Linked DNA regions of Homo sapiens: region 1 is linked to region 2. Evidence: read pairs that join two places in POLR2A ChIA-PET (ENCODE). Cell type or tissue: Panc1. All regions are shown on one strand. Links, peaks and the distances in the headings refer to the core of each region. The heading gives the core; the rest is flanking DNA.

What was found. ChIA-PET counts read pairs that join two places held together with the same protein. Peaks named below come from ENCODE experiments on the same cell type or tissue, not always from the same donor. Only the 100,000 strongest peaks of a DNase experiment are listed, where the experiment ranks them.
Region 1: POLR2A ChIA-PET joins it to region 2 with 6 read pairs; 2 of 35 experiments call an interaction of 5 or more read pairs at or near these places.

Annotation. Positions count from the first base shown.
Region 1 is chr1:218,457,352-218,473,388 of GRCh38, forward strand. No RefSeq gene overlaps it. Among named protein-coding and RNA genes, the nearest start is that of TGFB2-OT1, 23 kb to the left of the region's middle. RefSeq lists enhancers at 1,828-2,827, 2,576-2,870. In Panc1, for the core only: no CTCF peak of the experiment used is centred there; no DNase peak of the experiment used is centred there; H3K27ac peaks cover 4,000 bases.
Region 2 is chr1:218,262,865-218,278,901 of GRCh38, forward strand. No RefSeq gene overlaps it. Among named protein-coding and RNA genes, the nearest start is that of RRP15, 14 kb to the right of the region's middle. In Panc1, for the core only: no CTCF peak of the experiment used is centred there; no DNase peak of the experiment used is centred there; H3K27me3 peaks cover 204 bases.

The DNA of each region.
Region 1 (16,037 bases), core at 7,603-11,602, 200 kb after region 2:
TGAATAGACATTTCTCAAAAGAAGACATGCAAATGGCAAACAAGCATGTGAAAAGGTGCTCAACATCACTGATCATCAGAGAAACGCAAATCAAAACTACAATGAGATACATCATCCCAGTTAAAATGGCTTATGTCCAAAAGACAGACAGTAACAAATGCTGGCGAGGATGTGGAGAAAAGAGAATCCTTCTACAATGTTGGTTGGAATGTAAATTAGTACAATCACTATAGAAAACAGTTTGGAGTTTCCTCAAAAAGTTAAAAATGGAGCTAACATATGATCTAGCAATCACACTGCTGGGTATATACCCAAAAGAAAGGAAATCAGTATATCAAAGAGATATCTGCACTTCTATGTTTATTGCAGCACTGTTTACAATAGCTAAGATTTGGAAGGAACCTAAGTGTCCATCAACAGATGAACTGATAAAGAAAATGTGGTACATATACACAATGGAGTACTATTCAGCCATAAAAAGAATGAGATCCAGTCATCTGCAACAACGTAGATGGAACTGGAGATCATTATGTTAAATGAAATAAGTCAGGCACAGAAAGACAAATATTGCATGTTTTCACTTATATGTGGGATCTAAAAATCAAAACAACTCAACTCATGGACATAAAGAGTAGAAGGATGGTTACCAAAAGCTAAGAAGGAGAGTGGGAGGGTGAGGGGCAGGTGGGGATGGTTAATGGGTACAAAAAAAGTGGTTAAAAAGAATGAATAAGACCTACTGTTTGATAGTACAAGAGCGTAGATATAACTTAACTGTATATTTTGAAATCACCTAAAGAGTGCATTGGATTGTCCATAACTCAAAGTGTAAATGCATAATCTCCATAACGTGCTTATTTAATGCCTGTATTAAAACATCTCATGTACCCCATAAATATATACACTTATTATGTATCCACAAAAATTAAAAATAGAAAAAGATGGTTATACATAACTATACACATCCAGTAATGCTGTTTGTGGGAAATTATCTTAACAAAATAATCACAATAGCTCCAGGCACAAAGATATTCATTACAGTATTAATTATAGTTACAGAAAATTAAGATAATCCAGACTCCCAAATATATGGATTTAGTTAGATGTATTACTTATGTAATATATATAGCACAGTATAACCCTACAGGGTAATATTACATAGTGGTTAAGATCACTTTGCATTAGAGAGATGGAAGTATTTTCAAGCTATGTTTTGGTGATAGTTGCACAGCAGAATGAATACGTTAACATTTGTCAAACTATACTCTTATGATTGAGTGAATGTTATAGTATGTAAATTATATGCCTCAATCGAGCTATTAAAATGCTATAGCAGAATATTTAGCAAAATGTAAAATGCTCACAATTGTTGGTTAAATTTTGCCAAAATCTCTATATAGAAAAATAATGAGACACATAGTAAATTTGTAACAGTTGTTACCTAAGAGCAGTAAGATTTGGTGACACTGTCATTTTCTTTTTTGTGCTTTTCTATACTTTCTAGATTTTCTATACAAATATTTAATAGTTTATCATTAGAAAGCAGAAATGTTACAAAATTGTTCATGAAGAATTGCTGATATCATACAAAAAATATATCTAGTTCGATTTGAAGTGGCAAGCAGTATAGAAAAGTGCATGCAGAGAATAGCTGAACCTTGAGAAGAGCAAACACTTCCATACTGCTTACTTTATCAGGCACTGATTATCAGCACTATTAAGTGCTTCGCATTTATTAATACACGTAGTCTTTACAACAACCCTATGAGACAGAGTCTATTACAGTCTCCATTTCTCAGGTGAGTAATGTGAGATAACCAGAGAAGTAGATGGGCCAAAGTCATACAGGTCTTAAAAGGAGGAGCTAAGAATACAAAAGCAGGCAATGAGCTCCAGAGCCTACGCGCTGACCTGCTGCTATGCAATGCAGCAGAGAAACGGACCAAAAGGCTCACCGTTCTTATCTCTGTGTGATGCGAGACTAGTTCTTATCTCTTTGGGTTAGTATTATTTTTTGCTTTACTATCTTCACATAGTAAACACACATTATTATACTGACAGATATATTTTATTCAAAAGATAGAATCATTAAACCACATCAATAACCCAAAGCTAATAAGCACTGCCTATGTCAAGGGGTTTGGTAAGGATTCCATATAAACGGAAAGGCCCTCTCTGTGTAAGGTAATGTGACAATTTTGCTAGCATTGTGTCAGCACAGTGCGGGCCCTTGATTGTTCTTGCTGACTTTCTGAAGAGCCACGGGGTGGAGGGGATGAGGCCTGAAAGGGAAGTGCGTGGAGCTTACTTAGGCAGGTGGCCAAAATGGCGGCTTGGCCTCTGCAGCAGAAAGACACCGGGCAAAAGTGCATCTAGGATATTTGGGAATAAGATTCAATTGTCTCGAGTCCATTGCCTTGAACCCTGGGTCTATTTCTCTTTTGTCTGTAGCCTGTCATCTGAAAAGTGTCGTGTTCCAAAAACATTTTATTCATTAAATTTAGCCCCTGCCTTCCTCTCCTAAAAGTGGATCTGTGTTGTCCAGGTTTCTGACGCTCCCCCTCCTCTCCTGGAAGTCCCCTGGGCAAGACAGGAGTAAGTGCAGTGGTCGAGATCATGGCAGCAAAGGTGACCTTGTCTGCAAATTGCACATGTCCTTCCTTGCCACAGAGATGGGATTCCAAAACAGACCCGGTAAAAGCCAGTTGAGGAGTTTCACAGAGTCACAGCAGGGTGTTCAGCTTTATACATAGTTGTGGGATGACTCACTACCAAATGCTTCCTAAAAGAGACTCCTTAAGTTACGGTAACATTTTAGAATGGTATTTATAGTGCCAATAGAAAATAGGAGGGGCAAGTTATTTGGAGCATTGCCTTTTTCTGCACACTCTCCTCCCTGCCAGCTATTTCTCTTTTTCAGTTTTCACATCTTCTTTGTCCCCTGCCTGAAGGCAAAGCCTGCAAGAGACAGCCTTCTGATGGCCAAGGGGCTCTGCAGCTGACCCCATGTACTGGCAATAAACAACCTTTCAAATGTTCCCATTATATCCCCCTCTGTCCCAAATCCCCACCCTAGCCCCTCCAGCTAGACCCTCCAATCTGCTATGCTCCTTCCAACAGTTCTGTTCTCTGTTTATTAACAATTCAGATGTACTGTCTTGAAATGAGTGGAAATGCCAGAGGTTATTTGTTCTGGTTTCCTTCCACTGTGTATGCTCCGTTTCCGTGGCTGTCTGTTGGTTACCTAGGATATGGCCAGGGGAGGCAAAGGATTGGCCAGGAGCTTGGATGGATTCCCTGGGAGGCTGTGGAGCAGGGCTTAGTGGTCAGTAGGATGCCCTAATTGAGTGCCTGATTAACGACTCAATGACCCCTTCTGGGCTGGGCTCACAGTGTCCTCTCTAGGACTCCAGGAGTTCCACATCCATACCCCTGTTTTGGCTCTTCTTCACTGGTATATAAATTTGTCTATCTGTCCACCACAAGGCTATAGGATTCTCTAAAACAATGATTATATATTATTCTGTGTTGTGCCTGGCACAGTTCAAAGCACACAAATGGTGCTTGATATATGTAGGTCAAATTCATACCTAAATAAGCACTTACTCTGGTTTTTCTCTTTTTTTAGTTTGAAATAATTTTGGCTTTTAACATTCCAATAATGATTTTGATGGAAAATACACCGCATATTTATTAATCACCAATTGCATCGAGACCTTTTTAGCTCTATTAACTTCTTTACCCTTCAAAATGACTTTATGATAAAGTAGATATTATTATCATCCTCATCAAATTACATATAAAATCACCATGTTCAGGGAGTGTAAGTAATTTTGCCTGAGATCTCTGTTAGGAAGTGGCGAAGCCAGGATTTGGGTCTCTGGGTGTCTTATTGCTTACACTGCTCCGTAAAGCCCCCAAACTAGACTGCTACCTATATGTATGCTTTAATCATGTGAATTCAACTGGAAAAATGTGCTGTTTTGAAAGTCACTCAAAGAGTTAATACTGGAAATAAATGAATGGCTATGTGGAAATTTTAAAAGTTTATTATCATGGAAAATTTCAAACATATACAAAAGTAGCAAGAAGAATACAGAAGCCTCATGTATCCTTTATTCATCTACAACTGCTTTATTTACATTATTCTTCACTTTCCCTTTTCCTCCACTGGATTATTTGGAAAGAAATCCCAGATAGTGACTCAATTGACTAAGATCTTTAAAATTGTTAACACAATGATATTTCTGCTCCTGGAACATAAACATGCTTAGACAATTTTGGTAAAACCATCCAAAGAAACTGATTCCCTCTGGTTGTTAGAACTATTCAGCTGCTGTGTGTGTGTGTATATATATATATATGAGTGTGTGTGTGTGTGTATACGTATATATATGTATATACACACACACATATATGTGTATATGTATATATGTATATACACATATACACATATATGTGTGTGTGTATATACGTATATATATGTATATACACATACATATGTGTATATATAAACAGCAGCCAAATGGTTGCTGTATATATATATGGCTATATATATATATATAGCCATATATATATGTGGCTAACCGTTCACTATATATGGCTGACAGTTCACATTATCCTCAGACCCTATTAGTTCTTCTATTAGTTCTTTAGAGTATGAAATATACCCTACATAAGTGGAAAGCAAGAGATCCTCTAAAGTGTACTCCTCCGTATTTTAGATAGACTTACATTTGGGAAATAAACATGTAATTTTGCATGTCCCAAGTGAACCTCAACAGAGTGCTCTAGATCAGCATAAATGTATTAAACTTTCAGGTGCTATTACTTTCTTTTCCGTTGCAGATTTTATATGCAGTATCACATAAGTGAGCTTTTTCCATTCTCTTCAACGGAGTCTCTGTCCATTTTTTCAGAGGCTGGTTGTTGGTAGTAACAGCAGGAACATCGCCAGCATTTTACCATGACGCCCTCAAGAGTTCAAGACTGGTTTGGAGAAACATCCAACATTTAAATGTGTATAGAAAAACTTTCAACCACCCCAGCAATTTTTACAAAAGTTTTAGGAGAAAGCCTTATCAAGAATGATCTTTTATCTGGGGGAAACTGTTACAATTTTACTCTTCAGCATGATTTGGGTTTTGATCAAAACTAGAGATTGTGACAGTGGGATTTTATGCAGAGGTCTGAGGTGTATATGCACATGTGTGTGCATGTTTGTGCACATGCACGAACATACCAGACCAAGCAGGTGGGTGGAGAGTGATTTGTAAAAGTGACAGGAGGGGCACATGAGTGAGAACCATTTTGGTGTCTGTAGCTTTATGTACTTGGGGATGTCAGGTCTAAAAATAACTCTCCTTTGGAACCATTGTTGTTTATCTGTATCCTGGGTTTTCCCATTCTTAAAAATACCCTGACATACATAAAAAGACTGTATTCCAAAGGTTAATGCCCATTAATCCGAAGGGAGTGGTGAGTAAATTCCTTATATATCAGTCTAAGAATAGGTCTTGGAGCTATTCAAGTGTGTGCCATCATGTGAGCAGTTTCTTCTTTTTTTAAAGGAAGCAAATGGTAATGGTTGGGGAAGAAAAGGAATAAACGGTAAAAAAAAATGGATAAAAGGGTTTGGATAAAATAAAATTTACCCTAAACATGTCTCTGTGGCTTGAAAGAATCACTGCATAGAAAAGGTTTTATCTGGGGAGGGGTTGTGGGGGGAGAAGTTGTCTGAGAATATTTTCCCCGCTGTGGCATTTCCCATTGGAGCCTAACCCAAAACTCTGAAAATCCAAGGAAAGTGAGCACTTTTATTTTATTTCTTTCTTTTTTAAGGCTGCTTTGCACTGTGATTTTTTTGACTCAAGGGATTCTGATTCTTTCCTCTGCATGCAAGGATAACAGGCCCTAGCCATGTCCAGCTTGCCCCCTCAACACAGGTCAGAATCCCTTTCGGATTTCTGTTTCCAACAGAATGTCTGGCAACCAGACTTTCTGAATCAGCGTTGTTTCTGCACCGCTGCTCCCGACACGCTGGAGGCCAGGCAAAGAGCAAAATACAAAGAATTGAAACTAATTCCGCAAGGCTGCTAAAGGTTTCAGATACAGCCCAGTTTCCTCTCTGAATCCGTTGTTCTCCTCTGTGCCCCTTTATGCTTCTGGGCACCACACTCTAGGCGAAAGAGTCTCCTGGGACCAACACCTAACCAGGTTTCCTCACAGTACCTGTTTGTATGGTGAGTTAAAAACAAGCAAAATTTAAAAACGGTGTACATCTGGACAAGTTGGAAAGGTCAAATGGATTTTTTTTTTTTAAGGATGTATTTCTGCATGACTCACTGGGCCTTCTCACTTCCTGCTAGAATTATTACAAAATATATCTGGAAGACAGTGAGCCCGCTGATGACTTCCCTTCACGGACTACACACAGGCCTGCTGTGGTATCAGGCGCCCCTTGGCCAGCTGCCCTCTTTCTTGGTCCCCTCTCCAGGGTCACTAGCAAAGACACAGACTGGCCACAGATAACAATTACTTCTCCCAAGCTGGCTTGTTCCATTAAGCATTTTGGGAAAACCAAATGGCTATTGATGATGATTGAGATTTTGCTCATGTGCAGCCCTAAAGGGCGGGAAAAACACCACTCTGGAAAGGTATTGGATGATAGCTGTGAATGACATTTCTTATGACGACTGCTATTTTGAAATGTGCTTTGTAATAATATTTCAGGCACTCAGTTTAAATTTCAAGTTCTCAAGCAAAATTATATACAGTAAGGAGGAAACTTTCTGCTCCCCTTGCAAATTTTTGTTGGTGGTATTCTCATAATTCTATTTTTTTTCTTATAGGACAAATTTATGTGTCTTCTGAGATATTATTATTATTATTATTATTATTTTTAGAGGGAGTCTTGCTCTGTCCTTCAGGCTGGCGTGCAGTGGCGCTATCTCGGCTCACTGCAACCTCCGCCTCCCGGGTTCAAGCAATTCTGCTGCCTCAGCCTCCCGAGTAGCTAGGATTACAGACAAGAGCCACCACACCCTGCTAATTTTTGTATTTTAGTAGAGATAGGGTTTCACCACTTTGGCCAGGCTGGTCTGGAACTCCTGACCTCAAGTGATCCGCCCGCCTCGGCCTCCCAAAATGCTAAGATTACAGGCCTGAGCCACTACACCCGGCCCTGAGATATTATTTAGATGTCTCCTGAGATAATTAGTTGTATGTTCCCACCCCTCCTCTTTATTTGTAGTATTTTCAAAGACAGATCTATTTTAAAATGTCACCAATTTAGATAAAGATGGGAACCTTTTAAGTACTTATAAAACATTAGTGTTCATGCAAAAAATAAATGTTATAACAACAGTTATGCTATATCCAGTCCCAGGCCCACCTCTTCTCTTAGATCCTCCTCTTGCCCAGTCCTTGGAATTATTTATTCACATCCAGTGCTGCCAGCTCACCACTCTGAATCTTTAGCCCTAACCTCTCCCCTGAGCATTGTTCACCCATCTCTAAGGGTCAGTTGAATAATTCACTTACATGACCAGTCACCTAAACCTTACGGTTCTCACCTGAGGTGATTTTGCCCCTCAGGGGATATTTGACAATTTCTGGAGGTTTTTTGGTTGTGGAAACTTAAGGGAAAGGTGCTATTAGCATGGTGGGTAGAGGCCAGGGCTGTTGCTAGATACCCTAGAATGCATGAGAAAGGCCCTCATGACAAGGAATTCTCTGACTCACAATATCCATAGTGCCTAGATTGAGAAATCTTGCCTTAATCTAAGAAGAAATTTATTCAGTTTTTCTCCTAAATCCCACTTTTTCCATTAAACATTTTTTTCTGAGTGGGGAGCAGTGGCTCATGCCTGTCATCCCAGCACTTTGGGAGGCCGAGGTGGGTGGGTTACTTGAGCCCAGGAGTTCAAGATCATCTGGGCAACATGGTGAAACCCTCTCTCTACAAAAAAAAAATAATAATAATAAAAATAAAAATAAATTAGCCTTGTGTGGTGGTGCACGCCTGTAGTCCCAGCTAAGCAGGAGGCTGAGGTGAGGTGGGAGGGTCACTGGAGCCAGGGAAGTCAAGCCTGCCATGAGCAATGATTGTACCACTGCACTCCATGCACTCCAGCCTGGGTGACAGAGAGAGATCCGGTCTCAAAACAAAACAAAAACCTTCTCTGAACAATTCTAGTTATTCCTTCCTTTGAACTCTACTGCGTATTTGTCACTAAATGATGTACTGCTCTATATTATTTTTTTGGATGTGTGTGTGTATAGTTCGTCTCCCTAAATGAATTTGAGATTTCCTGGCAGCAGGGCTTATCTCCTCTTTTCTTTTTGTGCTTTGAACTATGCCCACCCCAGTGCTCTGCACTTAGCATATACTCAATATGTTTCAGATAAATGAATATATCTTCAGTGAATGGTTGAATCCTAAAGTTTAAAGACGATACATTGGGGTGATGGCAAGGCTTTCCCAAGAAACTTAGACAAGGGGTAAGAAAGGTTGCTGTTAGAAATCTAAAGAAATTAAATAAGCATATAACAGAAATAGCGTGTCTTCTGGGGTTTATAGAAATAGTAATTAGATGTTAGTTAACTATAATCTTAAACTTTTAAATAAAGACATGCAGCACAAGAAGAAAGGAATAACAGAATTAATAATTTACCTTCAATCTTAGAGGATTGAGATGGCTGAATTTGGGGGACACATATGTGGAGGATTGTTCTCTGTGATATGATGGAAATTTTATTGAACCATGTCTTCACTTAGATGACATGATCCTTGAGACATTTCCCTTCCATTTGTTTCAGTTCCATGCCAACCAAACAACATTCAGATTAATAACCCAGTTTCCCAGCTGGGAAGATGGGAACGTTTCCATCAGCGTGTGCAAAGGGATACCTTAGCTAGGAGGGGCAAACATTCAAGACTCTGGACAGAGATATCACCCATAATAAATTAGTAAATTGGTCTTTTGGCTTATATATTAATCTCCTGTGGACTAGTGTGTGAGTGGCTCCCCAAGATTCTGACCATGTCTGGGATTATTGATAAGGTCCGTTTGCTGGGCTGCAAAGTCTGAGGGCCAGATCCTGGCTTGTGACTCATTCACTAAAGCAATGCCATGTTGAAAACTGCTTGACCAATGGCTAACTGGCTGTTCCCCTGTGACATCCCTGTTTTGCCCCAAGCCATTCTTCTGAGCTTCAACAAATCTTAATGATTTCATCCCAGATCCTGAAATTATCACTTTGTTTTTTAATCTCCTAAGTACTTTGAAAATTCCATTCATACTTGATTTGGAAATATTCTATCGGAAAAAAACCAAAATGCCCACATGCAGCTTCTTTTTAATAAAGGAAACGAAATGGGAAGGTCAAATTGCTTTTAGAACTTTTTATAGGCCTGGCAGCACTGGAGACATTTCATCATTGAAGAACGTGTGACAAGTAACTGGGACCATTTGCTGAGGGTTTCTCGGGGACAGACCAAGAATAGCAAAAGAGATCTTTTCTAAAACACTCCATGATTTGATTCGGTTTTCCTGAGAACAGCTAGGACTAATTAGAAATAACTTACAGCTTGTATTAGTTACATGTGAGCATTTGTTACAAGCTCTCATATGCAAAACAAAGATTGAGTTCAACTTGATTCATCACTCTAGTTCTCTTTCCATGTTCTGCTCACATCTTTTCATTTAATTGCAAGAGTTTCTTGTTTAATGTCATTAATTAACAGAGGAAGTTGGGATGAAAATATCTTGAGTGCTCCACCTAATTATAATCCCAGTCATGAATGCTGGAGAAAATGTGGCTTCTTACTAAAAGGAAAACAGTCTAGAACAATATTATGCAGTTTATAAATTCCACCGAACCGCTGTACAAATAAACAATGCTACTGAATCACACAACAAATCATCTCACAATTAGGCCACACAAGACCAGCTGCTTTATAAAGGAGACTGTGAGCCCAAGAGAAGGACTTTGAAGATAAATATTGCCATATGTGAAAAGGGAAAAAATTCCCAACAAACCTTAATTGCACGGAGCTTCATTTTCAAATGCTATTTGCCATGGGAATAAAGGATTTCGTGTTGTGACCCGTGACTATTGTAAGCATCATCTAAAGTGTGGGAGATAGAATGACGGATCTGATTGGAGGCCCTGTACGCCTGGCTACATGTGAAATGTGCCTCCTTGCTTCATCTCTTCTTCCCTTTTCTCATCCCACTGGCATTTCTCAACACTCAACATATACAATTGATTTCCCATTAATTTATGTGGATTGTCCACTTTGTACCTCAACTGAAGAAAAATGTGAAATGCAGGCTGGCCTCTCAGAACTATAACTTGGTGGGTATCCCCAGGGCTCAGACTTATTTTAATATTTGTTAGAGTTCAGCAAGAAGGCTATCTAAATTTGATGATCCATTCCAAAGCTAAGCATTAATGCCCTCGCTTAACTGCAATTCTTAGATTCTCCTTGCATTTGACAGTAACTGCAATTCTTGGATTATGCTTGTTATCACTTCCTTTTTTTTATACCCTTGACAGTGACTGCATTTTTATCTTCATTTCTCATTTATGTCAACTGGTAGCCAGAGTAGGACAATCATACAGGAAAAAAGAAAAAAATACAAATAAAAAACCTAGAGAAATCCCAAGATACTAGAAGCTTAGGGAATAGAGCCAAGATTTGCAGGTCACAGCCACCATCATGAAGCCCAGAGTGTAAAAGTCACCCAGAAGACTAGAAGGAAAATTCAAGGGATAGCTGACTCCATTTTTAATATTTTAATCTTTGTAAATGCAATGCTAGAACTTTTTAGAAGAAAATGACGTCTTGTTATTCTTACGTATATAATGTTGATGAGGCTACTGTCTCTTAATTCATAGGTGTACAACCTTTCCACTTATAGGGAGCCTTCCTTTGGTCCATGATGGGTGAAGTAGCAACATGGACATTACAGCTGTGCTTTTTCCAGTGTCGTCTTTGCACTCTGTTTCCTGCAACATGTTTTGTTTTGTTTTGTTTTGTTTCGTTTTTTGTACTTCATGAAGGAATTTCTTCTCTCTCCTTTTATTTTCTGTATATAAGTTCAGGGGTCAAACCTGCCTGAAATAAATTAGAACCTCCCAAAAGGACAACCAAGCTTATCAGATACCCATAGTTTATAAGTGTCATAATATGATGCAGAATGTTTTGAGGTTGGTGATGGAATAAATGTTATGTTTTTTGAGCAATTACCATCATCTGTATAAAGTTTTATTTTAGAAAGCCTAAGAAGAAAATTAAAAGGTCAAGAAGAGACCAAATCCTTTATTCTTTTACTATGGGAATGTGTCATTAACAGAAAAAAAATTGTGAAACACTTATTTACTTTAAAAGATACTTAGAATTTAAATTATATATAATCTGGGAGATCTTTTCTCCTGTGTAGTTAGTTACTAGTCACAGGTCATTATCTCCAAGAGTGTAAATCAGACTTCCTCTATTGTTATTTTCTCAGAAGCTGCTTAAGTCATAGCTCTTCCTTTAATTCCGCTTTATACTCGTAATTAGAAGTGCTAACACGATAAATGTCTACAGTGATGTTGAAAAGAATGATGGTCACCTGACCTTTTCTTCTATGTTAAATATGCTAGTTCCTGTTTGTTATGACAGAAGTGTAGCACAATAGTTAAGATTATGGGTTATGGAGACACACATATTTTTCTCATAAAGTCATGTGTGTGCGGCTGGGTACAGTGGCTCACACCTGTAACCCCAGCTTTTTGGGAGGTTGAGGCTGGAGGATTGCTTGAGGCAAAGAGTCTGAGATCAGCCTGGGCAACACAGCAAGACCTCGACTCTACAAAAAACTAAAAATAAAAAATTAGCCAGGCTTGGTGGCACATGCCTGTAGTTCTAGCTATTCACTACTTGGGAGGCTGGGGCAGGAGGATCACTTGAGTTCAGGAGTTTGAGGTTACAGTGAGCTATGATTGTACCACTGCACTCCAGCCTGGGCTGGGCAACAGAATGAGATTCCATCTCTTAAAAAGAAAAGTCATATGTGTATAGAAGTGCTCCATTATTAAAGGAAAATGGTATAAATGAGATCAGCTTGAAGCAGGTATTGAAGGCAAAGGTAAATTGCACATGCAAAGGCACAGATGTTGACTAAAGAAGAAACGATTTCAGCCTGGTTTATAGATCGCTCTTGATGATGTGTGGTCAATGCCCAAAAGTAGATAGCTATATCCCTATAGCCCCACTCTGGGGTGGCCCTAAAGACTGTGGTAAGGAAAAAACCTACCAGCAGGCAGAACTTCAACAAGTGCACCTAGTTGCTCATTTTGCTTGAAAGGAGAAAGGGCAAAAAGTATGGATGTACAGTGACTCATTGACTGTATCTATGAGTATATCTGGAAGGTTAGGGACTTTGAAGAAGCCCTATTAGAAAATTAGTGAAAAAGAGGTCTGGGGAAAAGATTTGTCGATGGACCTCTTTGAATTTGCACCAAAGAGCAGTCTAAGCAGAGGAGGATCTCAATGATCAGGTGTATGAGATAACCTGTCTTATGGACATCAGTCAGTTTCTCTCTCCAGCTACCCCCATCCTTGCCCAAGGGGCTCTATGAAGAAAGTAGGCATAAAAGAAAGGGTAGAAGTTATGCATGGGCTCAGCAACATAGATTTCTACTCATTAAGGCTGACTTGGCTTCAGCCACTGCTAAGGGTCTGTCCTACCAACAGCAAGAACAACACTTGTATGGCACCACTACCTGGTGGGTTTAAGAAGGCACCTGGTTGGAGGCTGATTATATTGGATCAATTCCATCAGGTTACAGACAGCACCAGCACTTTGTTGTTACTAGAACAGACATTTACTCTAGATTTAGATTTGCCTTAACTTCCTGTAGTGCCAATACTACCATCTATGAACTCACAGAATGCTGCTATCACTACACATTGCTGCTGACAAAGCAATTCAGTTTACAGCAAATTAAGTGCAACGTGGGGCTCATACTCATGGAATTTAGTGGTCTTTCTATGTTCCCAATCACTATAAAGCAGTCGGCATGGTAGAACAGTGGGATGGCCTTTTGAAGACTCGGATACCGTGCCAACTGGATGTAAATAACTTGGAAGACAAAAGTAATATCCTCCAGGATGTTTTATTTGCTCTAATTACTGACTAATATATAATGCTCTTTCTGCCAGAGATAAGATTTACCTATTTAGGCAAATGCACCTCTCGAATCCTGGAATGGCAAATCCTCTCTATGGGAATAATAGTTATTCTCCTAGACATAAACTAGTGGAATTTTTGTTTCCTGTTCCTGCTCCGTTAGTCTAGAGGTTTTAGTTTCCAAAGGAGTGAGCACAGTAATGATTTCAGTAAACTGGAAGTTGAGAATGCTACCTGAGCAGTTTCATATGGAGCACTGTGGCAAAGTAAGCCAGTTCTTCTGCAGGTTATACACATATCACTGAAGTTGAGGTTTGGGGGTGAGAGGATAACACAGGTTCCAGTTCATCCTCATAGATTCCAGCTTATTCTCATGGATTTAGTTTGTCTTTGCTCTTCCCTACTTTATGTCTGTCTTTCTTTCTTGTCAGCCTGCTCTGTGGACTTTAAGCCCAGCACCAAATGCAAAAGCAACAGCAGTAAATAGTCTAGCCCGTTCCTCTAACTGTATGATGTCAAATATATATCACTCTTAATAATTTTCTCTGATTGAATCTTAACTAACCAATCAATTGGGAATCCAATATCTGCCTCTAACTATACATGTGAACTTAGGCGAACATCTCTAAGCCTAGGTTTCCTCATTTATAAGATAGGAATAACATTAACTACCATATAGGATTGTTGTGAAGATTTTATGAGCTAAGGGCTGAGAACTCTGCAAGGCATATAGGAAGCACTCAGTAAGTAGTTACCACTATTTACAAAACTTGGCTTTGACTCCAGCTGATTTTACATAGCATCATGGAGTTTTGGACTGGAAGAGATTTTGAGAAGTCATCTGAACCGGTAGCTTGGCCTAAAAAGTCCAAACTTCCCAGATCTTACCCTTCCTGGCTTAAAGTCACTATACTCAATGTAATTTACAAGATGTGTACTGGAGCGCAATTCATTATTGTTTATTACCACTGAGAGAGAGGTTTTAAAACAAACATTAGATTTTACAATTTGAATGTTGTTCTTCAAAGTAACTTTTCTAAATTTGTTTCCTTCTTCTTCTATAAATAAGGACATTGGAAAAATTTATTTTCAAAGTTCCTAAACTGTAAATTCTAAAATTCTGTAAAGATTAACTGAAAGGCTATTTATTCATCTAATAAAGATGTCTTTGCTTTAAAGATATTTTTGGGGTGTTTCTGCTTAAACATCGTCTTCAGAATTGGTTTTTGAGGCCCATCCAGAATAAGTATCTCATTTCATTATCGCTAAATCTTGTTTGTGACTTAAATGCAGTTTACATTATGAGATGGCATGAGAAGACTTGGGGCTGTTTCTAAACATCTAAGGATGAAGATGGACCATCATTACAAATGTTCTGATAAACATTACCAAAAATGAGGTTCCAAAAATCTTTTGGGTGGTATCAATACTTGAAATATCATTAGAGTTTAATTTAATATTTACCTCGGTAAATCAGAGGAAGAGGAGACTTAGTATATGCCCTAAATTGGAATCTACTTAACAGTTAAGAAGTCTAAATTCAAGTCCTGGTTCCAACATTTACTTGGTGTATTCTCTCAGGAAGCCACTTCATTTGTGGAAGTTTTAGGAACTTCATCCATAGGGTGGGAATAAGGTATCTAGCCAGGCTTCTCATAGAGTTATGGTGAGACGTAAATGACACAGTAAATGTAAGAACACTTTGCTCCTTTGAAAGTACTCAAGACTCTAAAACAGGGGTTGGCAAACTATGGCCCATAGGCCAAATCCAGCCTGTCATCTGCCTTTGTATAGCCCCTGAGCTAAGAATGGTGCAGATGAACATTTGCACCAGTTTGCTAATGGGAAACATTACATTTAAACCCCAACTATAAAAAATATCACTTCCTCCAGGCCCCCTTTAAAGAATTTCTTTCTTCTCATTAGTAGATTGGTATTACAAAAAATTGTGCTAAATTACTGTTATTATATTTTGCATTTCATTAGTAAAAATTTTGTAGATATTTGTATTCTCCCTTGTATAAGCTTCTATTTAATATCCTCTATTTTACCTCTTGGTTCACAAAGACCAAAATATTTACTATCTTATCTTTTACAGAAAAAATGTGTTGATCTCTGCTATAAAGTGTTGTGCTTAAAAGGGATTTGTATTATTAGTAATAAATATAGTCATTGTTCACAAGCAAAGGTTGCTGTAAACTATTTGTTTGCTTTTCCTCCTAGTTATATTAAATCTGTTTGTTTATACCTTTAATTACTATAATACAATATTCTTTCTTACAAACAGCAAAAAAAAAATGAGAGAGAGAGATATCTGTTACTTGCCTAATTATAATCTGAATTTTGTAATCTTTGTTTTCATAAACTGAATTGCAAAATTCTAGATTTGTGTAAATCTGAAGAAAAAAATTAAATTAAATTAAAACATAAACAGAATCCGAAGAACTAAACACAGAGTAGAGATGTTGGCCTGCCCCATGCTCTGAAAGACCATCTGAGGGCTTCTGAGCCTGGTACACCCTGGGGAGTTCTCAGAGAGAGAGAGGGATGTTTAGATCATGCACCAGAGGGCCTCATGCAAGCAGGTACAACTACAGGAGGTCCCTCACCCATCTCTGATGGTAGTTATGGCAGTAATAACACCCTGATGGGTAGTACAATCTTAAGCATGAGACAAAATTAGTTTTGTATGAAAATGGTTTCAAATGTGGGTGTCTTTATTAGAAATCCAAAATATCAAAGTAATCTTCAGAGGCCACGGTTTCTCTTGTGTCATTTCATGATACATGCTGATGTCTTCACATAGGAAAAGAAAAAAGAAGAATAGGGATCAAAAAAGAGGGAAGGTACAAG
Region 2 (16,037 bases), core at 4,037-8,036:
TTTAAACTTCCTGTCACTACCCATCTGTGAATCAGAAATTCCACCAAGAGAATACCTACTTTCTTAGACAAAGAAGGCTGAGGGCTGAGTGGTGCATTGTGCCTCTTGTTGAGTTCATATTTTGATCCCAGTAAGTGTAGCCAATACTCACAAATTCGGTAAGAAAAAAAGACTGCAAAACATCTGTAGGGTAATAGCATTAGTCCTCTGTGCTTACCATCCTCTCCAGATACTGAGAAAAAAATCATACTTTAGTTCTGGCAATAGTGCAGTAAAAGAGAAGAAAATCTAATGATAGAAGTCCTCATCCTCATGTCGTGGTATAATGGACATTGGAGACCCAGAAGCAGGGAGAGGACCAGGCGCAATGGTTCATGCCTGTAATGCCAGCACTGTGGGAGGCCAAGGGAGTGAATCACTTGAGCTCAGGAGTTCCAAACCAGCCTGGGCAACATAGCGAGAGGCCTCCTCTCTATTATTATTATTATTATTATTATTAGAAGAAGAAGAAGAGAAGAGAAGCTGGGAAGGTGAGAGATAGGTGAGGGATTAAAAAAAAAAAAACACCTATTGGGTGAGGGCTGGTGGCTCATACCTGGAATCCCAGCACTGTGGAAGCCGAGGTGGGCAGATCGCTTGAGCCCAGGAGTTCAGGACCAGCCTGGACAATATGGCAAAACTCTGTCTCCACAAAAAATATGAAGACATTAGCCAGGCATGGTGGCATGCACCTGTAGTCCCAGCTACTGGGGGGCTGAGGTGGGAAGATGACTTGAGCTTTGGAGGCGGAGGTTGCAGTAAGCCAAGATCACACTACTGCACTCCAGCCTGGGTGACAATGTGAGACCCTGTCTCAAAAAAAAAAAAAAAAAGAAAAAGAGAGAGAGAAAGAAAAAGAAAGAAAGAAAGAGAGAGAGAGAGAAAGAAAAAGAAAGAAAGAAAGAAAGAAAGAAAGAAAGAGAAAGAAAGAAAGAAGAAAAGAAAAGAAAAGAAAAAAGAAAAGAAAGGTCACTTGTTGGGTACAATGTACACTATTGGGTTGACATTAAAAGCCCAAACTTCACCACTATATAATTCATCAGTGTAACCAAAAATTACTTGTACCCCTAAAGCTACTGAAAAATAAAATGAAATAAAAATTCTCATGTCACAATATTTAGGATACAAGTAGTATATATACCACAATTATGATCCATGTTATATTTAAATATAAATAAATGTAAGGTTCTTTCTCCATAAGCAACTTTTTCAAAATTCTTACAATGAAAATTTATTATTTTATTGTTAAAAAAAAAAAAAACAATAAAGGCCGGGAACCATGGCTCACACCTGTAATCCCAGCACTTCAGGAGGCTGAGGCAGGTGAATCACTTGAGGCCAGGAGTTCAAGACCAGCCTGGCCAACATAGCAAAACTCTGTCTCTACTGAAAATACAAAAAAATTAGCCAAGCATGATGGCACACACCTGTAATCCCAGATACTCAGGGTCTGAGGCAGGAGAATCACTTGAATCCAGGAGGCAGAGGTTGCAGTGAGCCAAGATTGTGCCACTGCACTCCAGCCTGGGCAACAGAGTGAGAAAAAAAAAAGAATTATCTTAGTTTGTCTCAAGCTCATCCATGGTTGGGCTCTGTGTCCTCACCTAGAATAGTGTCTGGCATATAAAGGGTACCCAACAATTTTTTTTTATTGAAAGATATTAACAAGTACATAAGACGATTTCATATCCCAGTAATGCTATGAAGATTCCTTATAATAACTATGGTTCTCAACACTTGCCTGAACTAAATATTTCCTACAAGGGGAGTCTGGATAATAATTTGGAGATATGAATTTGTATTTTGCTCTCTAACCCCTCCCTCCTTTTCAGTTTTAAGTAGATAACTAGGCCTTTGTATTTCCCTGACCTTGTGACTTGTGCAGAGTTGTAAATGAGCTGTCTGAAATCTGGTACTCTTCAAGTTTTTGTAAAATCATGAACTCACTCTAAGAGATTATGTGTTTGAGGGGTGTTGGAAGAGAGAATGCCTTTAAGAGTAACAAAGGAGAGGAGAGAAATTTCCTGTGGACTGATAACAGGGAGAGGGGGGTTATTCCAAGGCTGCAGCACAGGGAGGCCATGAATGTGTGGAAAAGGGTCACCCCCAAGTCATCACACCATCTTTCTTAGGTGAGACGGCCTGGCCCATAGGCTGCCATAGGATTTCGTAGTTGCTTCATGACCTCATATCTCCCAAAGAAAGACGTTCAACTGTATCTGAATTTTGACTACGTTCCACTAATTGATGATATGAACTCCATCATTATTGCATTGTATTAGTCAGGGTTCTCTAGAGGGACAGAACTAATGGAATAGGTATATACATATAAAGGGGAGTTTACTAAGTATTAACTCACATGATCACAAGGTCTCAGGCTGAGGAGCAAGGAGAGCCAGTCTGAGTTCCAAAACTGAAGCACTTGGAGTCTGATATTCCAGGGCAGGAAGCATCCAGAACAGGAGATAATGTAGGCTGGGAGGCTAGGTCTGTCTCTCTTTTCACATTTTTCTGCCTGCTTATATTCTAGCCATGCTGGCAGCTGATTAGATGGTGCCTACCCACATTAAGGATAAGTCTGTCTTTCCCAGTCCACTGACTCAAATGTTAATCTCCTTTGGCAACACCCTCACAGACACACCCAGGATCAATACTTTGTATCCTTCAATCCAATCAAGTTGACACTCAGTATTACCATCACATGCATCTCCCAGTTTCCATAAATCACCACTTGAAGCCTCCTAGGTCATCCATTTTCACCTAGACACTTGTCCTATGCTGCTTGGAAAAATCTCTAATGTGATCCAATATCTCTACTCCCTGTCCTTGCAAACCCATCTACTATTCCCTACATCAACCAAAATCTTCCATCAGCAAATTCCCAACCTCTTCTTTCAGAAATCCTTTCACATCCTTGTTCAACTGGAACTTGGCTGGCCTTAGAGCTCTTTCACAGGTAGGCTGTTTTTCCTTTTACTGCCACACCTAAGGTAGATGAACTATCCTTCACGTTTCTCTTTGCCAATCTTCTCCTCTTTGAAAACCAAGGCTTCTCTGAAGTGTCTGATCCATATTTGTCTTATAGTATCATCCTTCAGTCTCAGCACCTATTCATTAGGAATACTAGCACCTGTTGTCCACTTCGAAGACCTCAGCATTCACGTAGACCTATGGTTCTCACCCTCACTGTACATTAGAATAAGCTGCTTTTTTTTTTTTTAATACGACTGCTAATACTCTATCCCCAGAGATTTAGATTTGGTTATTCATGAATAGGACTTGACTCTCAGTAGGAAGCAGATCTTCTCGCCAACCCACCCCTAGTCTGTCCCATAGAAGCACTCTAATTTCCCTGCCCAGAGGTATTCAGGGAGAATAGACAATTGATTTTCAATTCACTGCCTAATAGAAGCAGGCAGTGCTTTGATGCTTTGATTCCCCTGCCAGGTGATGTAAAAGGCTGAATGGGGAGAAGTCTTCCATGCCCTGCTCTGCCATATGGTGCTCTGATTCCCTCACCAAGATAGTGTCAGTAGAGCCCAGCAAATAGCTGAGCCTCCACCCCACCTGGCAGCAAAAAGGCCTAGTGTCACTGGGGCCTTGCACAACAAAGCTTGTGTCAGATCACCACGTCTTTCCTCCTTGGAGTCAGTATGGTCCAACAGGAAGCTGAGCTTACCCCTCTACTCGGAAGCATTTGGTGGTATGAGTCAGTGTTCTAATTGCTGGGGTGGTATTAGTAAAGTCCAGTGGGAAAATGAGCACACACAGCTACTTGGCTCTTATGTTATACCTTAACAGGGGGACTGTCTGCTAAGAAAAGAAAATTAAACAGATCCAGAATCTCATAATATAACATCTAGAATTTTTAATAGGGTCTAGAGTCATAATATCATATCTAAGCAGTCCGAAATACAATTTAGAAAATCACCTGGCTCGGTGCAGTGGCTCACACCTGTAATCCTAGCACTTTGGGAGGCTGAGGCAGGAAGATAGCTTGAGCTCAGGAGTTCGAGACCAGCCTGGGCAACATAGTGAGACCTTGTCTCTGCAGAAAAAAATTTAAAATTAGCCAAATGTCGTGGTATGCGCCTGTGGTCCCAGCTACTCGGGAGGCTGACGTGGGAGGATCACTTGAGCCTAGGAGCTTGATACTGCAGGTGAGCTATGATTGTACCACTGCACTCCAGCCTGAGCAACAGTGTGAGACCCTGTCTCAAAAAAAAATTTTTTTTTAATTACTTATTGTCTTAGTCTGTTTTGTTCTGTTTAACAGAATACCTGAGACTGGGTGATTTATAATAAACAGAAATTTATTGGCTCACAGTTTTGGAGACTGGGAAGTCCAAGATTCAGGGGCTGGCATTTGGCAAGGGTCTTCTTGCTGTGTCATCACATAGCAGAAGGCAAGAGGGCAAGAAACGGTGACAGAGAGAGCAAGAGAGAACTAAACTTGTCCTTTTATAAGGATCCCACGCCCATGATAATGGCATTAATCCATTCATGAGGGCAGTTTCCTCATGACTTAAAAAACCTCCCATCAGGCCCCATCTCCCAACACTGCCACATGGAGGATCAAGTTTCCAACACATGAACTTTGGCGGACACATTCAAACCATAAAACTTGTCATAGTAAAAATCAGTGAAATCACAATTTGAATGGAAAGAGGCAGTCCATAGACTCCAACACCGAAAATCAGATGTTGGATTATCTGATAAAAAATTTTAAAAGAGGCATTATAAAAATGCTTAAACAAGTATTTATGATTTTTTGAAACAAATGAAAAAATAGAAAAATCTCAGCAAAGAAATAGAAGTTATAGAGAGAGAAAAAAAATGAAAATTATAGAAGTAGAAAATACAATAGCCAAATAAAATGCAAGAAATTGCCTGGATGGGTTCAATAATAGAGTAGAAGTGACAGAAGATGAATCATTGAACTTCATGATAGATCAATAGAATTTAGTCAATCTGAATAATGGAGAGAAAAACAGACAAGATCTGAAGAAAAATAACAAAAGAGCTAACACATATATCATCAGAGTCTCAGAAAAAAAGGAGAGAAAGGGAAGGAGATTGAAAAAATAATTCAAGAAAATAATGGCTGAAAACTTTCTAAATGTGGTGAAAGATTTAAATCTACAGATTCAAGAAGCTGAGCAAACCCTAATTAGGATAAATCTGTAGGAATCAACTCCAAGAGACATCATAGTTAAATTCGAAAAACTAAAGACCAAAATTTTATTTAATCTTAAAATCAGCCAGAGAGAAAAGACTCATTCTATATAGAGGAACATCAATTCAAACAACAGCAAGTGTCTCATTTCAAACCATCAAGGCCAAAAGGTAGTGGCACAATACTTTTCAATAACTGAAGAAAAAGAACTGTCAGCTGCAAATTCTGTATCTGATGAAAACATCCTTTAGAAATGAAGGGAGAATAAAGACATTTTCAGAAGAATAAAAAATCAGAGAAATTGTTTCTAGCAAGTCCTCCTTTAAAGAATGGCTGGAGGAAGTTCCCTAAACAGAAAGAAAATGGTAACACAAGAAAGCTTGAAATTTTAGAAAGGGAAGAACACTGGAATGGCTAAAATAGGAGTAAATATAATAGACTATGCTCAGGAATTTCTTAAATCATATTTTATGGTTGAAGTACAAATTTTAACATTATATGATATGGTGCTCAATGAGTATAAAGGAAATACTTAAGACAATTATACTTAAAAAGTGTGGCAGGTAAAGAAACCTAAATGGAAGTAAGGTTTCTACATTTCACTCCAAGTGGTAAAGCTTCAGTATCAGTAGACAGGGAAGTTATGTATGTCCATTATAATACCTTGAGCAAGCACCAAGAAAACTATGTAATATGATATATCCAAAGTACTATAAACAAGTCAGAAAGGAATCCTAAAAAATTTTAAAGTAAGCCACAGAAAGGTAAGAAAAGAGAAACAGAAAGAAATAAGAAACAGAGAAAACAAATAATGAAATGGCAAATTTACATCTTTGCATATCAATAGTTACTTTATTTATTTCTTTGAGACAGGGTCTCACTCTGTAGCCCAAGCTGGAGTGCAATGGTATGATCATAGCTCACTGCAACTTTGAATTCCTATGCTCAAGCAATCTTCCTGCTTCAGCCTCTCGAGTAGCCAGGAATACAGGCATGTGCCTCAATGCCTGGCTAATTTTTAAATTTTTTGTAGAGATGGGGTCTCACCATGTTGCCCAGACTGGGCTCAAACGTCTGACCGCAAGTGATCCTCCCACTTTGGCCTCCCAAAGTGCTGGGATTACAGGCATAAGCCACCGCATCCAGCCAATAGTTACTTTAAATACAAATGGTCTAAATAAACCTATTTCAAAAACAGAGATTGACAGAGTAGGTTTAAAAACGTGATTCAATAATACGCTGGCTACAAAAAATCTCACTGCAAATACTTCATAGGTAGGTTGAAAATAAAAGGAAGGGAAAAGGTATACCATGTAAATATTTTTGAAAAAACCCAAAGGGGCTCTATTAATATCAGGTAAAGTAGACTTCAGAGCAAAGAAAATCACTAGGAATAAAGAAAAGTATTATGTAACAATAAAATAATTAATTCATCTGGAAGATATAACAATCTTAAATGTGTCTACACCAATAGAGACTCAAAATAAATAAAGGCTGGGTACAGTGGCTCACACCTGCAATGCCAGCACTTTGGGAGACTGAAGGTGGCAGATCACGTGAGCTCAGGTGTTCGAGACTAGCCTGGGCAAAATGAAGAAACCCCATCTCTATAAAAAAAAAAAAAAAAAATTAGCTGAGTTTGGTGGCACGTGCCTGTAGTCCAGGCTACTTGGGAGGCTGAGGTGGGACGATCGCTTGAGCCTGGGAGGTGGAGGTTGCAGTGAACTGAGATCTCACCACTGCACTCCAGCCTGGTGACAGAGTGAGACCCTGTTTCAAAAAAGAAAGGAAGGAAGGAAGGAAGGGAGGAAAATAAATGAAGCAAAAACTGATAGAGCTGAAATCCATGGCTCAGGGCATCTCACTTACTATTTCTGACCCAAAATATATCCTCATCTGTAAAATGAGGATATTAAGAACCTATGTATATTTCCTGGTATATAGTAAGTACTCAGTAAATGGAGCACTGACAATCTTAGCTTCTGATGGCTATTGAGAAGTGTTACAAAATGGTATAGCCCACCTGATCTGCTTTACTCAAGAAAAGCCTCTCCTCTCACCATTGCAGCAGCTAATGATTGGGGCTGCAGCTCATCAGAAAACTCAGGGCTGCTCTAGCCAAGAGCTTCGTGGGACTCCACAAAGTTGAGTTTCGGGTTCCTGGCCTAGCCAAGCAAAAACAGGGATCTATATACTCGTAAGGAGATACAGGCACCCAGCAGGCTGCCAGGTTTAGCAGTGTAGTCTCTGATCATGACAATGTGGACTTCAGAGAGTATCGTGTCTGCGAAATAAGGCCACCTACCACTCATAAGCTTCTGAGATAGATGAGGTCATCCCCCTTTTACAGGAGAAGAAACAGAGATTCAGAGAGATTCAAAGAATTATGCAATTCATGTAAAGGTACTGAAAGCCTGATCTAACTCTAGGTCTGAGTTTTTGATGAAACCATAGGGATTGACAAAAAGAGAGGAGCTGGACATTAGATGTTGTGCTTACTTCAGGACATCTGGCAAAGCCTGGAGCCATTCATTTTATTCAATACATGACTACTGAGCACCACCTCATCCCCCAAGAAAAGCTAGGCAACTATTTATAGGTGTTCCATATCAAGAGGCTTTTCTTTGCACATCTTGTTCATTATATTGTTGGAAACTGAAGTTGTTGTTTTTTTTTTTTTTTGAGACAGAGTCTCCCTCTGTTTCCCAGCCTGGAGTGCAGTGGTGCCATCTCGGCTCGCTGCAAGCTCCGCCTCCCGGGTTCACGCCGTTCTCCTGCCTCAGCCTCCTGAGCAGCTGGGACTACAGGCGCCCGCCACCACGCCCGGCTAATTTTTTTTGTATTTTTAGTAGAGACGGGGTTTCACCGTGTTAGTCAGGATGGTCTCTATCTCCTGACCTCTTGATCCGCCCGCCTCGGCCTCCCAAAGTGCTGGGATTACAGGCGTGAGCCACCGCGCCCGGCCGGAAACTGAAGTTTTTATTTATTGTTTAGCCCTTCCACCATAACTTTCTTTCCCATTATTCTACCAGACACTTGACAAATTTCCTAATAATCTTCACTTAAAAAAAAATCTCATGGACACACCCTTATCCTCGCCTAGCTTGGCCTCACAATAGCATTTAACAAAATCTCTGCTTCCTTTTGAAACGTGAAGTTCTCTGGCTTTCCTCATTTCATGATTCTTTCTGCTCTTGATATACATTTGTATATGTTGTCTCCTCTACTTCTAAATATTGGAGTTCCTGCCAACTGGATTTTGGCTTCTTTTTCTTCTTCTTCCTATAAAACCTCATCCATTTTCTCGGCTTTAAAAACCACCAATATGGTGCTGTTAACATTTATACCTATTGTCTCTAGCCCTGGTCTCTCCCTTGGAATCCAATTACTTAATCAATATCTTTACTTAGATGTTTCTATAGACTATATATTTATGTCCCTCCTAAATTCACATGTGGAAATCCTAACTCTCAATGTGATGGTATTTGGAGGTGGGGCCGTTGGTAGGCAGAGCCCTTATGAATGGGATAAGTGCCCTTATAAAAGAGCCCCCAGAGAGCTCCCTCACCCCTTGTGTTATGTGAGGACACAGCAAGAAGAAAGCTGTCTATAAGCTAGGAATTGAGCCCTCTCCAGATACCTTGATCTTAGACTTCTCAGCATTCAGAATCATGGGAAAAAGGAAAAATTTCTGTTGTTTATAAGCCGCCTAGTCTGTGGCATTCTGTTGTAGTAGCCCAAGCAGACTAAAACAGATGTCAAGACCTTAAACCTAACAAGTCAGACTCTTTTGCTTTTCCTCATAAAAGCTGTTCTTCTCTGGCCTTTCTCATACTAGCAAATGCGCCATCGTCTACCTAGCTGTAAAGTCAAAAACCTATGTGTCATTTTTAATTCTTTCCTTCTCGTATTCAACCCATCAACAACAGTTTGTGTCAGGTTTCCACATCTAAAACATACCCTAAGTGTGTCCACTTTTATTTATCTCTGCCCTAGTCTAAGCCCTCATGGTCTTCCACATTAGGCTTCCACAATGGCCTAACTGGTCTGTGTGTTTACACTCTGACCCCCACATTCTCCAACAAAACTAAAGGAGCCTTTCAGAAATGAGTTCTGTCCTGTCATGACCCTGTGTAAAATAGTACCATGGCTCCCTAGGTCTCTTGGGGCAAAGTTGAATGTCCTTCTCATGGCCCTCAAGAGCACACTTGCCCTGGACTCTTCTCTCCCCTCCCCCATCCATGTGCACCCCACCTCCCCGCTCACTATTCCTTACTTACACTGTCTTTTCCTCCTCAAAGGGGCTCATTGCATTTTCCTGGAAAATTCTGTCCTAGATTTTCACATGCCATTTCAGTCACACCACTCCTATATCAGCTCAAATGTCACATCCTGAGAGCATCTCTGACCTCCAACTAGAGCAAGAGTCCCCAACCCCAGAGTAACGGACCACTACTGGTCCATGGCCTGTTAGGAACTGGGCCGCACAGCAGGAGGTGAGTGATGGATGAGTGAGCATTACCGCCTGAGCTCCAGCTCCTGTCAGATCAGCTGCAGCATCAGATTCACAGGAGCGGGACCCCTATTGTGAACTGCGCATGCGAGGGATCTAGGATTCTCCTTATGAGAATCTAACTAATGCCTGATGATCTGAGGTGGATCAGTTTCATCCTGAAACCATCCCTTACCAGTGGAAAAATTGTCTTCCATGAAACCACTTTCTGGTGCCAAAAAGGTTGGGGACCACTGATCTAAAGTGTCCCACACCAGCCACCTTTCAGTCCCCAAACCATTCTCTATTCTACTACTCTGTTTCATCTTCCTGATACTGCTTTCTTCAGCAATTTGTTCTATTTTTAAAATTTACAAGTTTATTGTTGTCTCACTCAAACAGAAGCAAAGCATCATAAGAACAAGGAATTGTCTGTCTTGCTAGAAATCCTCAGTGCCTAAAAAGAACTTAGCACTAGGCATATACCCGAAAGAAAGGAAATCAGTATATTGAAGAGATATCTGCATTGCTATGTTTATTGCAGCACTATTCACAATAGTCAAGATTTGGAATCATCCTAAGTGTCCATCAACAGATAAATTGACAGAGAAAATTTGGTGCATACACGTAATTGATACTATTCAGCTGTAAAAAGAATGAGATCCTGTCATTTGCAACAATATGGATGGAACTGGAGGACATTATGTTAAGTGAAAGAATCCAGGTACAGAAAGACAAACTTCACATGTTCTCACTCATCTATGGGAGCTAAAAATTAATCATTTGAACTCATGGACATAGAGAGTAGAATTATGGTTACCAGAGGCTGTAAGGATTTGGGGTGGGAGAGAAATGGGGTTGGTTAATGGGTACAAAAATACAGTTAGATACAATGAATAAGATCTAGCCTTTGATAGCACAACAGAGTGAGTACAGTTAGCAATAATTTGTTGGACATTTTAGAATAACTGAAGGAGTACAATTGGAATGTTTGTACCACAAAGAAATGATGAATTCTTGAGGTGATGGAAACCCCATTTACTCTGATGTAATTATTACACATTGTATGACTGTATCAAAAGAGCTTATGCACCCCATAAATATATACACCTACTGTGTACCCAAAAGAATAAAAAGTAAAAACTAAAATGAAGAGAACTTGGTACAAGGCTCATTGAATATTTTTCAAATGAGTGAATGGCATTTTGAGGAAGGCTGGACCCTGAGACTTCATCACTGGACAAACAATCACTGGTCCTGGATGACACGGCCACTCAACTTTAGAAGAATGGAATAAAAAGACTGCACTCTTGAGGCCTCTTTCAGTTGTGTCTCTGGTCTATTAGGGACACAGGTTGGGGTTAACTGTCACAATGAAAGGAAGTGGTAGTTCCTCATACACAACTCAGGATGCACTTTCTACTGGCAGAAAGAAATGTCTGAAAGTCTGGCAGGATCAAAGTCAGAAATGCTGGGCAATCTTGTCATTGCTGACGAATACTGCCTAAGAGACAGTTAAGTCCCATAGCGAGGTGAGTTTTTAATGGAAGGGTTTTATGCAAGGTGGAATATGTCTCCTTGATGCATGATAGTACCAGTCTCACTAATACAGGCTCTGAGACCAGGAGTCCAAGAGTAATTTGTTCAAATGAAATAAAGCCTATTAGTCTTGCCAGTATTCACCTGCTCCATTGTTTAACACCAACCAGATGATGTAATCTGTCCCTTTCTTGTTTACAGGGAGGTTTCTAAAGAGGCAATCAAACATAGTACAAAGGGCTCAGTGTGGTTAGTAATAATGAGGCCTGGGTCTTAATTATATCACATGCAGTAGTTCAGTGCCAGAGGAAAGTAAAGATAAAGAAGAAAGATATCTTCTTTAAAAAAAAAAAAAAAGTGTTCCAAAGGGCCTTTTTTTAAACACTGTCCTTAAAACTGAGTAAATTAAAACAAACCATAGTAAGCTGAATAATAGACCCAAAGATTCCCTGTCCTAATCCCTGGAACCTGTGAATGCTACCTTATACAGATGGTCCCTGATTTACAGTGGTTCAATTTAGGATTTTTCTGCTTTATGATGGTGTGAAAGTGATATGCATTCAGTAGAAGCTGTACTTCAAGTACTCATATGCTGTGATTTGAATGTTTATCGCCTTGGAAACTCATGTTGAACCTTAATCCCCAATGTGGCAGTATTGAAAGGTGGGGCCTTTAAGAGGTGATTGGGCCATGAGGTCAGAGCTCTCATAAATAGATTAATCCACTTACGAATTAATGGATTAATAGATTATTACTTTCATGGATTAATGGGTTTTCATGGGAATGGGACTGATAGCTTTCTAAGAGGAAGAGAAACCTGAGCTAGCCTCCTCAGCATGGGATGCCCTGTGTTGCTTTGGGACTCTGCAGAGAGTTCCCACCAGCATGAAGGCCATCACCATATATAACCCCTTGGCCGTGGACTTCTCAGCCTCCATAACTGTAATAAATAAATCTCATTTCTTGATAAATTAGTAAGTTTCAGATATTCTGTTATAAGCAACAGAAAATGGACTAGGACCCCATAGAACAATTTTGTTTTTCACTTTCAGCACAGTATTCAGTAATTTACATGAGATTATTCAACACTTAATTATAAAATAGGCTTTGGTTAGATAATTTTGCCTCACTGTAAGCTAATGTAAGTGTTTTGAGTATGTTTAAGGTAGGCTAGGACAAGCTGTGATGTTTAAGTGTATTAGATATATTTTTGACTTACTATCTTTTCAACTTAGGGTGGGTTTTTGGGATATAACCTCATCATAAATTGAGAAGCATCTGTACAGCAAAAGGGGCTTTGCTGATGTGATTAAATTAAGAATCCTGAGATGGAAAGAATATCCTGGATTATCCAGGTGAGCCCTAAAATGCAATCACAAGTGTCCTAGAAAGATGGAGGCAGACGGACGTTTGACTGCAGAAGAGGAGTAAGGAATGTCACAATGGAAGCAAGAGGTTGGAGTGATGTGAGGAAGGGGTCCTGAGCTAAGGAATACAGATGGTCTCTGGAAGCTACAAAAGGCAAGAAAATTTATTCTCCCATACATACACCAGAAAGCATCAGCCTGCAGACACCTGGATTACCCTAGTGAAACTGATTTTGGACATATAGCTTCCAGAACTGCAAGAAAGTAAATCTGTGCTGCTTTAAGCCACCAAGTTTGTGTTATTCTGTTACAGTAGCCATACAGTTTTCTCATATTTGGTTCATGTTTGTATTTCTTATTTTGTGTATTTCCCTAGTCAATTGTATGTATTTTTTACCAGCTATATTAAGGCATAACTGACTTACAGTAAACTGCAGATATTAAAGTGTGCTATTTTATGTTTCCTGGTATCTATATATCTATACTGGGAAACTCACCACAATCTAAATAATAAACATGTCCATTGCTTCAAAAAGTTTCCTTGTGCCTCATGATAACTCTGCCCCTTCATAGCCCTTCTAACCTCCCACCCCTTCAGCAGCCATTGATCTTATTTCTGTCACCATAGAAAAATTTATATTTGTAAAGAGCGTAAGGCCAGGTGCTGTGACTCATGTCTGTAATCCCAGCACTTTGAGAGACAGAGGCAGGCGGATTGCTTGGAGCTCAGGAGTTCAAGACCAGCCTGGGCAACATGACGAAACTCTGTCTCTGCAAAAAAATACAAAAATTACCTGGGTGTGGTGGTGCATGCCCATAGCACACCTGTAGTCCCAGCTACTTGGGAGGCTGAGGTGGGAGGATCATTTGAGCCCAGGAGATCAAAGCTGCAGTAAACCATGATCATGCTACTGCATTCCAGCCTGGGTGACAGAGTGAGACCCCGTAACAAAAAAAAAAAAAAAAAGGTTTAATACAACTGGAATCATACAGTATGCACTCTTTTTTTCTGGCATAATTATTTTCAGATTCACCTAGTTGTTTTGTAGATCCATAGTTTGTTCCTTTTTATTGTTGGGTATAGCTCTCTACTGCATGGTCATACCACAATTTATTTATTCATTCACCTATTGATGGATATTTGAGTTGCTTTCAGTTTGGAAGTATTATGAGTGAAGCTGCTATGAATATTCATGTGGAAGTCTTTACATGGAAATAAGTTTATGTTTCTCTGGGTCAATAACTAGGGGTGGAATGGCTAGATCATGTGGTAAGTGTATGATTAATTTTTTAAGAAGCTGACCACCTGCCTTCCCATTGGTTGACCATTTCACATTCTCACTAGCAGCCTGTGAGAGCTCTGGTTGTTCCACATCTTCATCGATGCTTAGTGTAGTTAGTCTTCTTATTTTTAGCCATTCTAAAAGGTGTATGGTCGTATCTGATTATGTGGTTTTCTTTCTACATTTCCTTAGTGACTTACAATGTTGAACATCTTTTCATGTGTTATCTGCCATTGGTATATCTTCTTTGGTGAAGTGTCAATATTCAAGTGAATACTGAATTGGAGAATTCTTTATGCATTCTAGACACAATCTTTTATCAGATGTATGCTTTGCAAATATTTTCTCCCCGCCTGTGGCCTGTCTTTTCATTCTTTATACTTTGTCTTTCAGGTAGCAGGTTCTAAATTTTGATAAAGTTCAATTTAACAAGTTGTCCCTTTATAGATCATGCTTGTGGTTGTACCTAGGAAATCTTTGCCTAACCCAAGGGCACAATGGTTTTCTCCAGTGCTTCGTATAGAAGCTTTATAGTTGCGTGTTTTGTCTTCAGGGCTATTCCGTTTTGAGTCAATTTTTATGTATGGTGTGAGGTATAAATTGAAGTACAGGTTTTTGTATATAGATATCCAATTTTTTTCTCTTTTCTTTTTTTGGTATATGAATATCCAATTGTTCCAAGAACATTTGTTGAAAATACTATCTTTTCTCCATTGTATTGACTTTATGCCTTTGTCAACAATCAGTTTTTCATAGATAGACAGATAGATAGATAGATAGATAGATAGATAGATAGATGTCTTTTCTTTATGCCCTATTCTGTTTAATTGTTCTATTTGTCTACCTTGATTTAATACTACACTGTTTTAATAACCACACGCTTATCATAAGTCTTGAAATCAGGTAGTGTTAGGCCTTCAAATTTTTTCTTCTTTTTCAAAGTTGTTTCTTTGCTATTCTAGATCATTTGAAATTCCATATAAATTTTAGGATAAACTTACTAACTTCTACAAAGAAGTCTGCTGGAATTTTTATAGGGATTGCATTGAATCTGTAGGTCAATTTGGGAAGAATTAACATCTTAATAATTTTAAGTCTTCTGACCCAGGAACATTGTATATCTCCATGTAGTTTGATCTTCTTTAATTTTGCTAAGCAATGCTTTTTATTGTTTAATGTACAGGCATTTATCCCTAATTATTTCACATATTTTTAATGCTATTGTAAATAGCTTAAAGTTCCTCTCCTGTAAGGCAGCCTACTGCATGTGGTGTCATCTGATCCTCTTTGTGTCACTCTGTGGGAACTGCCGATATGCTTCTACTGCTATTGTCCAGAACAATAAATTAACTGCCCATTGTCTCCTACCCAGGAGTCTTATATCTCCTACAAGCACTCATGAAATTTTGGCAGGCTATCTGTTAGTCTGCAAGTATGATAAAAATCTCACACCTTCATAGTTTCTAACAGGTACCCTAACCAGTGCCTAGTGGGAATGGAGACTATAATCAGCCTTGTGTATGTGTCGATAACAACTGTTGCCTCTAATTCTTTCTTGTGGTTCTTTCTCTGGCCTTGCGTAGTTTCCTCACATGTGTGCACTGGTCAGTAATCACCTAAATTCTTAAGGGATCCTCTTCGCAGATCTCTTGAGTTCTCTCTCTCTTCTCTGGCATTCTGCCCTTCCAACTCCAGTCACCTCGGTCTCGCCTGACTCTCAGCTATATCTCTTCAACTTGGAGAGTCTTCCAGGCTCAGCTTAGGTCCCTGCTTCCTGTGCTAGGGTCTGGAAATTTTCTCAAAGCAGTATGCTGGAGTAATTGTGGGGCTCACCTGATTTGCTTTCCATCTCTCAGTGATTATTAGGCTTCATTATCTAATGTCCAGTGTCTTGAAAACTGTTGTTCTATAGGTTTTGTCTGTTTTGGGTTGTTTCAAGTGACAAGGTAGATTTGCTCCCTGCTACTCCATCTTGATAAAGAAGTCCTATCCATGCCGAAGTCCCATGAATTCGTTATGTAGTTATTTCAAACTTGATGTTCTGTCTTATATTTATTTACATTCTATTTACCTTTAACTTGGAAAGTTGTTTCTACAATCCAGATAAATCAGATTGTCACTTATTTTTCTTTTTTTCTTTT